Linked DNA regions of Homo sapiens: all the other regions are linked to region 3. A link is an interaction called in ENCODE POLR2A ChIA-PET data of the cell type or tissue named here. Cell type or tissue: endothelial cell of umbilical vein. All regions are shown on one strand. Region 1 overlaps PAICS (phosphoribosylaminoimidazole carboxylase and phosphoribosylaminoimidazolesuccinocarboxamide synthase). Region 2 overlaps NOA1 (nitric oxide associated 1). Region 3 overlaps PPAT (phosphoribosyl pyrophosphate amidotransferase).

Region 1 (4,000 bases), 51 kb after region 3:
AAAATTACCTAGGCATGGTGGTGAGCATCTGTAATCCCAGCTACTCAGAGGCTGAGGTAGGAGAATCGCTTGAACCTGGGAGGCAGAGGTGAGTCAAGATTGTACCAATGGATTCCAAACTGGGCAACAGAGTGAGACTCGGTCTCAAAATAAAAAATTGGGGATAAAAGATAATAACATAAGGAAGTCCCCTTTTGGCTGATGGAACTGGATCACGTAACAGTGTTGTGGTTCGTTCATCATAGTCCAAGATATGATCTGATATTCTGCAGTTTATGAGGGTCAATATTGTTTCAGTAGGAGATTTGCTTTATTACTAAAATCCCTAACTTTTCTCATATCTGTATATATCCAGTCTTGATATGTGTCAAGTATATTAAGTCTTTGAGCCCTCCAACCTGGTCCAGTGGACTGGCTTCTCTCTAGGCATCCTGTACTGCTGTTGTCTTAGGATCCCCCTTTACCATAATTTTGGAGACTCATTTTGCCTTTCTCTAGGCTTGGATCTCCCATGTTTTCCCCTTACTTGGTTTATTTTTATTTTGTTGGAGTACATTCTTGAACTTGGGGGCAAAAGAATACAAAAGGTAAATTTTGATACCTTGTGTATCTAAAATGTGTATATTGAAGCCCTATACTTGATAGTTTAGAAATAGAATCCTATGCTGAAAATCATTTTGCTTTGGAATTTTGGGAGCATTATTACTCCACTGTCTCCTAGCATCCACAGTTGAGGACTCCATTGCTTTTCCACCAGTCTGATTCTAGGTTTCTTATGAATTTTGTTTCTCTCTGGAATCTTTCAGGATCTTTTGTCTGTTTTCATTGTTCTTAAATTTTACACAGATGTGATGTGCTGAGTCTGTTTTCATTATGGACTTTCGGTGAGCTCTTTTAATCTGAAATTCTGATTTCTTAGTCCCCATTTTCCTTGAATTATTTAATTTTCATACCCCTCCATATTCTCTCTTCTCATTTTTGAATTTGAATAAATTTGGGCTTCCCTTGATTTCTATTCTACTTGTTTGTCTTGTTGGTATACTTTCTGGAATATTTCCTAAATTTTACATTCCAACCCTTCTATTGAGTTTTTCTTTTTTTTCTTGAGACGGAGTCGGGCTCTCTTGCCCAGGCTGGAGTGCAATGGCGCAATCTCAGCTTACTGCAGCCTCCGCCTCCCAGGTTCAAGCGGTTCTCGTGCCTCAACCTCCTGAGTACCTGGGATTATAGGTATGCACCACCACGCCTGGCTAATTTTTGTATTTTTAGTGGAGATGTGGTTTCACCATGTTGGCCAGGCTGGTCTCGAACTCTTGACCTCAGGTGATCTGCCTGCCCTGGCCTCCCAAAGTGCTGAGGTTATGGGCGTCAGCCACTGTGCCCGGCCTTCATTTTGGATACAGGTGTTTTTTGTTTGTTTTGACACAGGGTCTTGCTCTGTTGCCCAGGTGGGAGCACAGTGGCATGATCATATCTCACTGGACCCTTGAACTCCCCGGGCTCATGTGATCCGCCCACCTCAAACTCCCAAGTAGCTATGACTACAGGCCCACACCATCACACCTGGTTAATTTTTTTACTTTTTGTAGAGATGGGCACTCCGTATGTTGTCCAGGCTTGTCCTGAACTCCTGGACTCAAGCAATCTTCCCACCTCAGCCTCCCAAAGTGTTGGGATTGGGTAGGAACCACTGCCTCTGGGGTTTTTTTTTTTTTTTTTACACAATGTTTTTATATTTCTTTTGGTTTTTGTTTTCTGGGTTTTTGTTGTTGTTGTTGTTTGTGTTTGTATGTTTTTAAATTTCCAAAAGCTCTTTTTTGTTCTCTGGAGATGATTATAGTCTGTTGCATATAGTTACTTTCTTCAGCTGTCTGGTAATCCTTGGCTGTTTGCGCTTTTAAGAGTGGAATACTATAAAAAACAATTGGAAACTTCAAGTGGGTGGTCCGTGTCAAAATTGGGCTTCACTGTGGGGTGTATCTGGTAGGGATTGTTCTTCAAACAACCCCTCACATTAGTGTCTAGGTATTTTCTTAAGTGTTGACCAGAATTACTCAGAGAACAAAAGTTGTCTGTGCCTGGCGTCCCCTAGTTCAAAGACGCCAAGACTGAAGTCTGTTTTACCTTCAGAAAAATTAAAGGCCTGGCTTGGTGGCTCATGCCTATAATCCCAACACTTTGGGAGGCAGAGATTGGTGGATTGCCTGAGCTCAGCCTAGGCAACCTGGCGAAACCCCATCTCTACCATAAATACAAAAATTAGCTAGGCATGGTGGCACACGCCTGTGGTCCCAGCTACTTGGGAAGCCAAGGTGGGATGATCACTGGAGCCTGGGAAGTTGAGGCAGCAGTGAGCCGTGATTGCACCACTGCACTCCGGATGACAGAGCGAGACCGTGTCTCAGAAAAAAATAATGTTTAAAAAGAAAAAAATTGCTACAGTGCTTTAAAGAGGCAGTTACTCAGGTAGATGGAGTGGGGAAGGAGATTTGAGGACCTAGCTTCTTCTTAGACTTCGAGTCAGTCATCTTCTTCTTAGTCCCTATTCCCTTCCAAAGGTATCTGGTGCCACTAATTTAGTCAGTCACCCTTTGGGGGAGTTCTGTAATGTCAGTCATGTTGCTTCTCATCTTTCCCTGCTTTCAGTTTAGAATTAAGTTTTTTTTTTTTTTTTTTTTTAAATGGAGTTTCGCTCCTGTTGCCCAGGCTAGAATGCAATGGCGCAACCTCCGCCTCCCAGGTTCAAGCGATTCTCCTGCCTCAGCCTCCCAAGTAGCTGAAATCACAGGCATGCACCACCATGCCAGCTAATTTTGATTAAGTTTTCTTGGTCTGCTAACTTAGCTACCACTGTGTTTGCCTTTCAGTTGCCAAAATGTTACTGCTGTTATCTGGCCTTGTGTGTTCATGCCTATTTCCTTTACTGTTTTTATAGGCTCTGAGAATTAAATTTTGTGCCTAAGCTATCTTTAACAAGATGTGATTATACAAATGTCTCAAGCTAAAAATCAGCGGCTACAAATAAAGCTGTAACCAAATTTATGCCAGAGGAATTGTATAGATACCCATGGAGCTTACAAAAGGGGAGCATGATAAGCAAAAAATTGGCAGTTTTTATAGTAGTGTTGTTTCAGGAGTGACAAATAATCTGGAAGACTTGTACATAATGATCACTAGAATTGGGGATAATCTTTTGAGGAGTAGTTTTACAGTAACCTGTGTAAAATCCTGAAGACCGCCCATATTTCTCATCTCTGATGTCATGCTCACTAGATAACTTTTTTTTTTTTTTCTGCAATTTAAGCTATTCTTTTACCAGAAAGGGAGTCCTGGGCAGGAGGCACAGGTTATTTCAAATATTAGAGTGGAGCACTCTACCTAGCGTGCTAACAATAGTGGTTGACATTCTTGGAGCACATACTGTGTACCAGGCAATGCTCTAAGCACTTTATCTATGTTATTAACTCATTGAAGTGTCACATCAGGTAGCTACTAGTTAAAATTCCCTTCTCACAGAAGAGGAGAATAAATTAACGTGAAGTAACTTGACCAATACCACATATTAAGGGGTGGAGCTCCATAAAATAACGTATTAATACAAATTAGTAAATTGGCCTTGTGATTTGTATTTGACTCTGTTCTTGTGGATAATGGGAGTCAAAGAGCCTGATGAATTCCAAGAATATCGGGAAAATCGAGCTTTTGGAACTATAGCAAACACTAGACATAATAGTACCCCTGATTCTAGCAAACACTAGACATAATAGTACCACCTCAAGACACTCTGCCTGAGCAGACATGTGGCCCCTAGGATGTTACTTTTTTATTCTGCTGTCTTGGATCTTATTAATATTTATTTATAACTTGACATTTCCTAAAATTATTCTACGGATTTGACTTTTACTGCTCAAAAATATTAAAATAGTTCAAATGCAGATAGAAAGATTAGCTAGAAAACTGTCAAAACAACATAGCTCAAGTTTGTCTAAGAACAGGTACT
Region 2 (4,000 bases), 570 kb after region 3:
AAAACATGTTGATTCAATACCAAGATAGAAAATATATGCTCTCCTTATCAAGGCTTGTGGGCAGTAGCAATTTCCGCTTAAAGTAATGGTATACGTGACCTTATGTCCTAGTGGTAAGTATGCATGCATTAAATGCAAAATGGTCACCCCATTCTAGGAGCAAGTAAAGTGGCTGAAGAACCTCTTTCTAAATTCTGGTCTTCAATTTCCTTATTTCTCCCAAATATTCAGCAGAGAATGAGAAAAAGTTATAAATCCCCTATGCTTATAACACAGAGGATTTATAATTTATCCCTATGATTTATAATAAATCCCTTCTAAGGATGACAAGTTCCTAGAGAGACTAGAGAAAAATAGAAAAGGAAAGACAGAAGTACAAGATTCTGCAAAGATTTAAGGAATCAAAATCTGGTTAAAAAAGAATAAAGAAGGTACAAATTGGACACAAAACTTGTAAACTTCTTTCTTAACAAGAGGCTGGGCGCGGTGGCTCACGCCTGTAATCCCAGCACTTTGGGAGGCTAAGGCGGGCAGATCACCTGAGGTCAGGAGTTTGAGACCAGCCTGAACAACATGGAGAAAGCCCATCTCTATTAAAAATACAAAATTAGCCGGGCGTGGTGGCGTGCACCTGTAATCCCAGCTACTCGGGAGGCTGAGGCAGGAGAATCACTTGAATCCGGGAGGCGGAGGTTGTGGTGAGCCGAGATTGCACCACTGCCCTCCAGCCTGGGCCATAGAGCAAGACTCCGTCTCAAAGGAAAAAAAGAGAATAACAAGAAAATAAAAAATAGAAATGATACATAGCAGCTCACAAAAAAATAATAAGGGGGCTGCAGATAGTTTTCTTCATTATTTGTGTTTGAAAAGGCACATTAAAAGCCATTTGCAGGTCAGCCATGGTGGCTCATGCCTGTAATCCCAGGACTTTCAGAGGCAGCGGCAGGCAGATCACTTGAGCTCAGGAGTTTTTTTCTTTTTTTGAGACGGAGTCTTGCTCTGTCACCCAGGCTGGAGTGCAATGGTGTGATCTTGGCTCACTGCAACTTCTGCCTCCCGGGTTCAAGCAATTCTCCTGTCTCAGTCTCCCAAGTAGCTGAGATTACAGACGTGCGCCACCATGCTTGGCTAATTTTTTTGGTATTTTTAGTAGAGACGGGGTTTTGTCATGTTGGCCAGGCTGGTCTCGAACTCCTGACCTCAAGTGATCCACTTACCTTGGTCTTCCAAAGTGCTGGGATTACAGGTATGCACCATTGTGCCCAGCTGAGCTCAGGAGTTTGAGACCAGTCTGGGCAACACGGCAAAACCTCACCTCTATGAAAAATACAAAAATTAGCTGGGGTGGCGTGTGTCTGTAGTTCCCAGCTACCCTGGAGGCTGAGGTGGAGGATTGCTTGAGCCAGGGAGGCAGAAGTTACAGTGGGCCAAGATTCCACCACTGCACTCCAGCCTAGACCAGACTGGGCAACATAGCGAGGTCCTGTCTCTACAAAAACTAAACAATTAGTTGGGCATGGTGGTATGTACCTGTGGCCCTAGCTACTTGGGAGGCTGAAGTGGGAGAATTGGTTGAGCCCAGGACTTTGAAGTTACTTGATCACGCCACTGCATTCCAGCCTGGGCAACAGGGGAAACCTTGTCTCTCTTTTTTGTTGAGACAGGGTTTCACTCTGTTGCCCAGGCTGGGCTGCAGTGGCATGATCTCGGCTCACTGCAACCTCTGCCTCCCAATAAGTGTATCAAGTGATTCTTGTGCCTCAGCCTCCTCAATAGCTGGGATTACAGGCATGTACCACCATGCCCAGCTAATTTTTTGTATTTTTAGTAGAGATACAGTTTTGGCATGTTGCCCAGGCTGGTCTCAAACTCCTGGGCTCAAGCAATCCTCCCACCTCGGCCTCCCAAAGTGCTGGGACTACAGGTGTGAGGCACTGTGCACAGCCTGAGTCTTAATACTTTCATTTCACAACAGAGATCCTTGGTTCAGTCTGGGAAACCCTGGTTTAAGACATCAAATAAGTTTATCTGTAAACTAACAGAGAAGCAAACTACCAGTGCTGACAGACGTTTATATCTAAAAATTTGGGGTTCTCATTCTGCTGTCTAGAGTATTTTGCAAATTCTTGCCTTTCTGACACAACTATTTAATAGAGGATATATGACTGAAGTAACTGCTATGCCTGATCTAATAGCATCTGAAAGGGAAGAATTAGTCTGGGCGTAGTGGCTCCCATCCACAATCCTAGCACTTTGGGAGGCTGAAGTGGGTGGATTACCTGAGGTGAGGGGTTTGAGACCAGCCTGGCCAACATGGCGAAACCCTGTCTCTATTAAAAATACAAAAAGTAGCTGGGTGTGGTGGTACATGCCTCTAATACCAGCTACTCGAGAGGCTGAGGCAGGACAATCGCTTGAACCCAGGCGGCAGAGGTTGCAGTGAGCCAAGATCATTGCGCCACTGCACTCCAGCCTGGGCAAGAGAGTCAGACTCCATCTCAAAAAAAAAAAAAAAAAAAAAAAAAAGTATGGTGGGGGAAGAATTAGTTCATTAAGCTAAAGTGACAGAATATTATTAGAAAGCAGCTCTGAACTTTTGGACTGCTAAGGAAGAAAAGATGGCATGAGCAATTATTCCAGGAGAGCAATAAAATTTAAAAGGTGTGTATGATTCAATGACAGGGGACACCAAATAGAATACAATTCTGAGAATGTAACTATAAGTGTTCCTGATGAGGCCAAGAAAAGTACCTAAGAAACCAATGTGGTTTTGTAGGGAGATACAGAGATAATTAGAAAATCGGAAACTGGTCAGTAACCAGATTCGAAGGAAATGATTAATGAATCTGTTGTGAGGCTGTATCCTGGATGCACATTTGAGTCAATCAATGATCTGAATGAAGATCCAAACTGCAAATATAAAAAGTAATGAGATTGAATGAATATTTAACAGAGTAAGATATAGGCTGAATTTAACAAGACAAAGTCAAAGTTACCTATGAGGCCCAAAGTTGTCCATGAGCAATTGGATAAAAGAGAGGCATAGGGACAAGACAGGTGGAGTTAATGCTATTCTTTTTTTTTTTTTTTTGAGACAGAGTCTTGCTCTGTCACCCAGACTGGAGTGCAGTGGCACGATCTCAGCTCACTGCAAGCTCCGCCTCCCGGGTTCACACCATTCTCCTGCCTCAGCCTCCCGAGTAGCTGGGACTACAGGTGCCCACTACCTCCTGGCTAATTTTTTGTATTTTTAGTACAGACAGGGTTTCACCGTGTTAGCCCAGATGGTCTCGATCTCCTGACCTTGTGATCTGCCCGCCTGGGCCTCCCAAAGTGCTGGGATTACAGGCGTGAGCCACTGCGCCCGGTCGGAGTTAATGCTATTCTAAATCATGCTCACCTGAGAGCACTGAGTTCTCAGTGTCACACTTTAAGAACAAACATAGAAAACATTCTGAAGAGGCCTGGGCCAATGAATAGCCTGTTTCCTACAGCACAGCTGTAGGAAATGAAGACAAATAATCCAGATTGTGGGCACAGTGAATGCTCAACGTTTGCTGGATGAAGTAATGAAAGAGAAGAAAAGGGAGGGATAGGTGAAGAAGAGATGGGACGTTACATTTTAAAATATTTGTCTGGCAAGGGAAATAGGTATTACCTTAGTCCCAGATGGCTTTGGGGAACAATGGATACATGTTACAGGGAGACTATTCAGCTCAGTACACTCAATACAAAGAGAAGGTCAAAGACCCAAATGAGTTACCTTGGAAGGTGACATGACAGTTTCAGCTTTGGTGAGTCACTCCTTTCAGTTCAAGATGGAGGACCCCTTGATGGATATGTTACAGAGGTAATTCAAGCAGGGACTAGGGAGTTGGACTCCAGTGATATTTATGTGTTTTTCCAACCTCAAAACCTAGGCTTCTGTAAACGTTTCCCTAACCAAGGTAACAATCACAATGATAAAATAAGTTGGTTGTCAGCAATGAAGTCTATCAAA
Region 3 (4,000 bases):
ATACAACTCACCATAATCTAGAATCAGTGGGAGCCCTGAGCTTGTTTTCCTGCAACTAGACAGTCCCATCTGGGGGTGATGGGAGACAGTAACAGATCATCAGGCATTATACATTAGCTTCTCATAAGGAGAGCACAACCTGGATCCCTTGCATGCACAGCTCACAACAGGGTTCATGCTCCTAGGAGAATCTAATGCTGCTGCTGATCTGGACAGGAGACAGAGCTCAGGTGGTAATAGTGAGCGATGGGGAGCACCTATAAATACAGATGAAGTTTCACTTACCACTCACCTCCTGCTGTGTGGCCTGGTTCCTAACAAGCCACAGACTGGTACTAGTCCCTAGCACAGGGGTTGGGGACTCCTGCGCTAATAGTATGTATATACTAATAACGGATGACCATGGCTGGAGGCAATAGGAAATCTAGAAGATTTTCAAGCAGGAAAAATGTGCTTTATGAGATGTACAGAAAAGCTTTTGAATACTAAATCTGAAGGCAAGCAGACCTGAAAGTGGGTAGGGGTTCCCAAAAATTTGATTTGTGGGTCTGACATTTTCTACCCTCAACACTCTTGATGAACTGGGTATATTCCTATAAAAGTAGTACACTACAGTGATAACTTTCAAGCTGGGTTTGTTAGTGATCATAATGGTGGCTACCCATCCTCATTGATTATTACTGATAGAAGAAAGTAATCAACTGTATTGAACAATGAAATGTAGCAGATGTAATAAATATCGCTTGAGTGTACTCTATGATAATTACAAAGTTCTGAGCAGGACTGACCAAGACAAGGGCAGCCCCATGGACATGCACAGATTGAGTCTGAATGGGCACTACAGAACATTTTCAGTAGGGAGCTAAAGGTAAAGATAAAGTTTAGCATCTAGGTAAGTCATTATGTCAGGAAACAGTGAGTTAGTGGTTATCTCTAAGTGGTGAATTTTTAAGAAATTTTTACTCCATATTTATACTTTCATGATTGTCTGAATTTTTAAATGAACTATGTATTTTTTCATTTGGGGACAGAAAAGCACAATAAGGTCATTATAATGCCTATGAACAGGGCTGGACAAAGCTCTAGGAAATGTCTAAAGACAGAACTAAAAAATGGAATGACAGTGAGTGGTACAAAAGCCTGGGTTCTAGATATTTTTGACCCAGCAGTTCATTATTATTAAGCTTCTGTAACTGTTCATCATATGTGAATTGCCCAGCTCTAGAATGCTTATAGGATGGGGTGTGCATGTAACCATCTATTACTAAATATCACCAGGTTCTGAAGTTACCAAGTCAAGGTTATTGGGAGCTAATAAACTGAAGAAACTCAACATTAATTAATGAATGCCTGAATGGATAAAAGGAAGCTACTAGGAATGAATATAAAGACAGGCAGTTAAAAAAAAAAAAAAAGAAAGATGAAATGATGAATGAAAGCATAGGCACAAATTTGACATCATTAGCACAGAAAGCTCCAAACAACATGCTGTGAACCAAGAGTTTAAGTAAACAGTCTCCGTCCCTTTTCCCATATTCTAGTTTCCTGTCATTGTTTCCAATTCATTTTTTCATGTCATCTTCAAGTTTATACTCCATTTTATTTTTATGCTTTTGTGATATGTAAGAAGATTTATATATGTTATTTTTATCCTGGTCTTTCCTGGTACACAGCTCCTAAAACCCTTAGAATTGCCAAAATGATAGGTGTCCTTTTGTATGCTGTTGAGATGACTGGTAGCTAGGGGCTCCTGCACAGCATCAGTATGAGGGCTAGTTGCCAGGGGAATCAACCAGAGGGTTGGAGCTTCCAGCTTCATCCCTGGACCCCCAGGGAAGGGGACAAAGGCTAAAGGTTGAGCTGATCACCAGTGGCTGATGATTTAATCATTCGTGCCTACTTCATGAAGCCTCCATAAAAATCCACAATGACTAGGTTCAGAGAGCTTCTGGATAGCTGAACACTTGGAGATGCCTGGAGGGTGGTGCCCCTGGAAAGGGCATGGAAGCTCCACACTCGTTCCCACATACCCTGCCTTTTCCATCTTTTCACCAGACTGTTCTTCTGTAGCCTTTGTAATATCCTTTATAATAAACTGGTAAATGTATACAAAGCACTTTCTTGAGTTTTGTGATGTTTGAAACCAAAGGTAGTGCTAGGGCTGTTGCAGGAACTCCCAATTTATAACTGGTTGTCAGATGTACCAAAGGCCTGGACTTGCAACTGGCATCTGAAGTGCGGGACAATCTTGTGGGACTGAGCCCTTAACTTCTGGGACTGAGCCCTTAACTTCTGGAACCTGACTTTACCTCCAGGTACTATCAGAATACAATTGAATTATAGGATACCCATTTGGTGTCCTCTGGAAAACTGCTGGTATAAGAAACCCCCCTATTTGGTGACAGAAGTGTGCTGAGTCTGAGAATAGGAAAAATGGCTTGATTTTTCTTATCTCATACAAGCTTTGAACATAGCAACAGAGTTAAAGAGATAGCAAGTCCATAAACTCTAATTTCTCTATGCTTCCATCCATAAATCAACTCTCCCAAATCTCTAAAGCAGTGCATTCAAAAAGTGAGTCTAAAATGCATATTCTCACCCTTGTCTCGAACTCTAGGGGATAGCTTACAATCTGGAATTGTAACAAGTACTCCAGATCATTCTGATGCAATTGTTTGTTGCAGTTAGGTAACAGGTAGCAACAATTAGAAAATGCCCTTTACAAAGATCCTTAACTTTTATTCATTAACCCATCCTAATCATTTAAAAAGGCCTAGGGAAAACAAACAAACAAACGTACCTTTTTCCTTAATCGAGCAGCATTTACCAATTCGCCATTATGTGCCACAGCTATCTTCCCATGAAGTGTTTCAACAACGAAGGGCTGACAATTTTCTAGTTCACATTTTCCTGTGGTGGCATACCTGGTGTGTCCAATTCCAAGATTTGAAACATATAATTTTTTCAAATTGTCTTCAGTAAAGACGTGATTTACAAGACCCATTCCCTTGAGAAATCAAAAAGTGCAACTTAGAAAAAAACAGACTAGTACTGCTAGTAATAAACGCCTCTCTTCTCTGCCCAGCCAATCCAAATAAGACAAAGAAGTACATTTAATATCTCTGTGTTTCAGAATTCTAATCTAAAAAAAAGTCAAAAACAAATAACCTAATTGTAAGAACTGTGAAGCACTTACTTAAAAAAATTTACTGAGGCAAAAGTCACATACCATAAAATTAACCATTCTAAAAAGAACAATTTAGTGGCATTTAATACCTTCACAATGTTGAAGCACTTGTGTTTCATAAGATACTATTCACTAAAACATTTAAGAACAGATGTAGTAAGCAATAAAATTTGTCAAGTATAAAAACTAAAATTTGCATTAAAAAAATCAAAGCATCTTAAAGCATTTAAATAAATGACCCCCTATTTGAGTTGGTCTTAGGCAAAAAAGTATAACTGGGGAAGAAATACATCCTAATTTGACAAATGTTAGGATATAAAGTTGAAAGTGGCTGATCCAAAGAATATTACTTTTGATTGCAAATTATTTATTCAAATCCCCCTCCCCATATTAATGATCATCTGTCTTTGTTATCTTTGTCATCCCATTTCTTTTTTCTTTCTTTTTTTTTTTTGAGATGGAGTTTCACTCTTGTTGCCCAGGCTGGAGTACAATGGCGCAATATCAGCTCACCACAACCTCCGCCTCCCAGGTTCAAACGATTCTCTTACCTCAGCCTCCCAAGTAGCTGGGATTACAGGCATGCGCCACCACGCCTGGCTAATTTTGTATTTTTAGTAGAGACAGGGTTTCTCCATGTTGGTCAGGCTGGTCTTGAACTCCCGACCTCAGGTGATCCTCCTGCCTTGGCCTGCCAAAGTCCTGGGATTACAGGCATGAACCACCGCACTTGGTCTGTCATCAACATTTCTTAAAGTTCAAATTTACCTTGTGTGATTTGAATGTTGGCACCGAACTCCCATCACTAGTCAC

The links. Peaks named below come from ENCODE experiments on the same cell type or tissue, not always from the same donor. Only the 100,000 strongest peaks of a DNase experiment are listed, where the experiment ranks them.
Region 1: POLR2A ChIA-PET joins it to region 3 with 5 read pairs; 8 of 35 experiments call an interaction of 5 or more read pairs at or near these places.
Region 2: POLR2A ChIA-PET joins it to region 3 with 5 read pairs; 3 of 35 experiments call an interaction of 5 or more read pairs at or near these places.

The regions. Positions count from the first base shown.
Region 1 is chr4:56,455,005-56,459,004 of GRCh38, forward strand. All of the region lies in intron 8 of PAICS (phosphoribosylaminoimidazole carboxylase and phosphoribosylaminoimidazolesuccinocarboxamide synthase), which reads left to right. Among named protein-coding and RNA genes, the nearest start is that of SRP72, 11 kb to the right of the region's middle. RefSeq lists an enhancer at 3,994-4,000. In endothelial cell of umbilical vein, no CTCF peak of the experiment used is centred here; no DNase peak of the experiment used is centred here.
Region 2 is chr4:56,968,816-56,972,815 of GRCh38, forward strand. All of the region lies in intron 3 of NOA1 (nitric oxide associated 1), which reads right to left. Among named protein-coding and RNA genes, the nearest start is that of NOA1, 6.8 kb to the right of the region's middle. In endothelial cell of umbilical vein, no CTCF peak of the experiment used is centred here; no DNase peak of the experiment used is centred here.
Region 3 is chr4:56,403,695-56,407,694 of GRCh38, forward strand. PPAT (phosphoribosyl pyrophosphate amidotransferase) reads right to left here. Exons shown (of 11, transcript NM_002703.5): 2 at 3,956-4,000; 3 at 2,801-3,007. Among named protein-coding and RNA genes, the nearest start is that of AASDH, 18 kb to the left of the region's middle. In endothelial cell of umbilical vein, no CTCF peak of the experiment used is centred here; a DNase peak (open chromatin) is centred at 1,547; H3K27ac peaks cover 1,361 bases.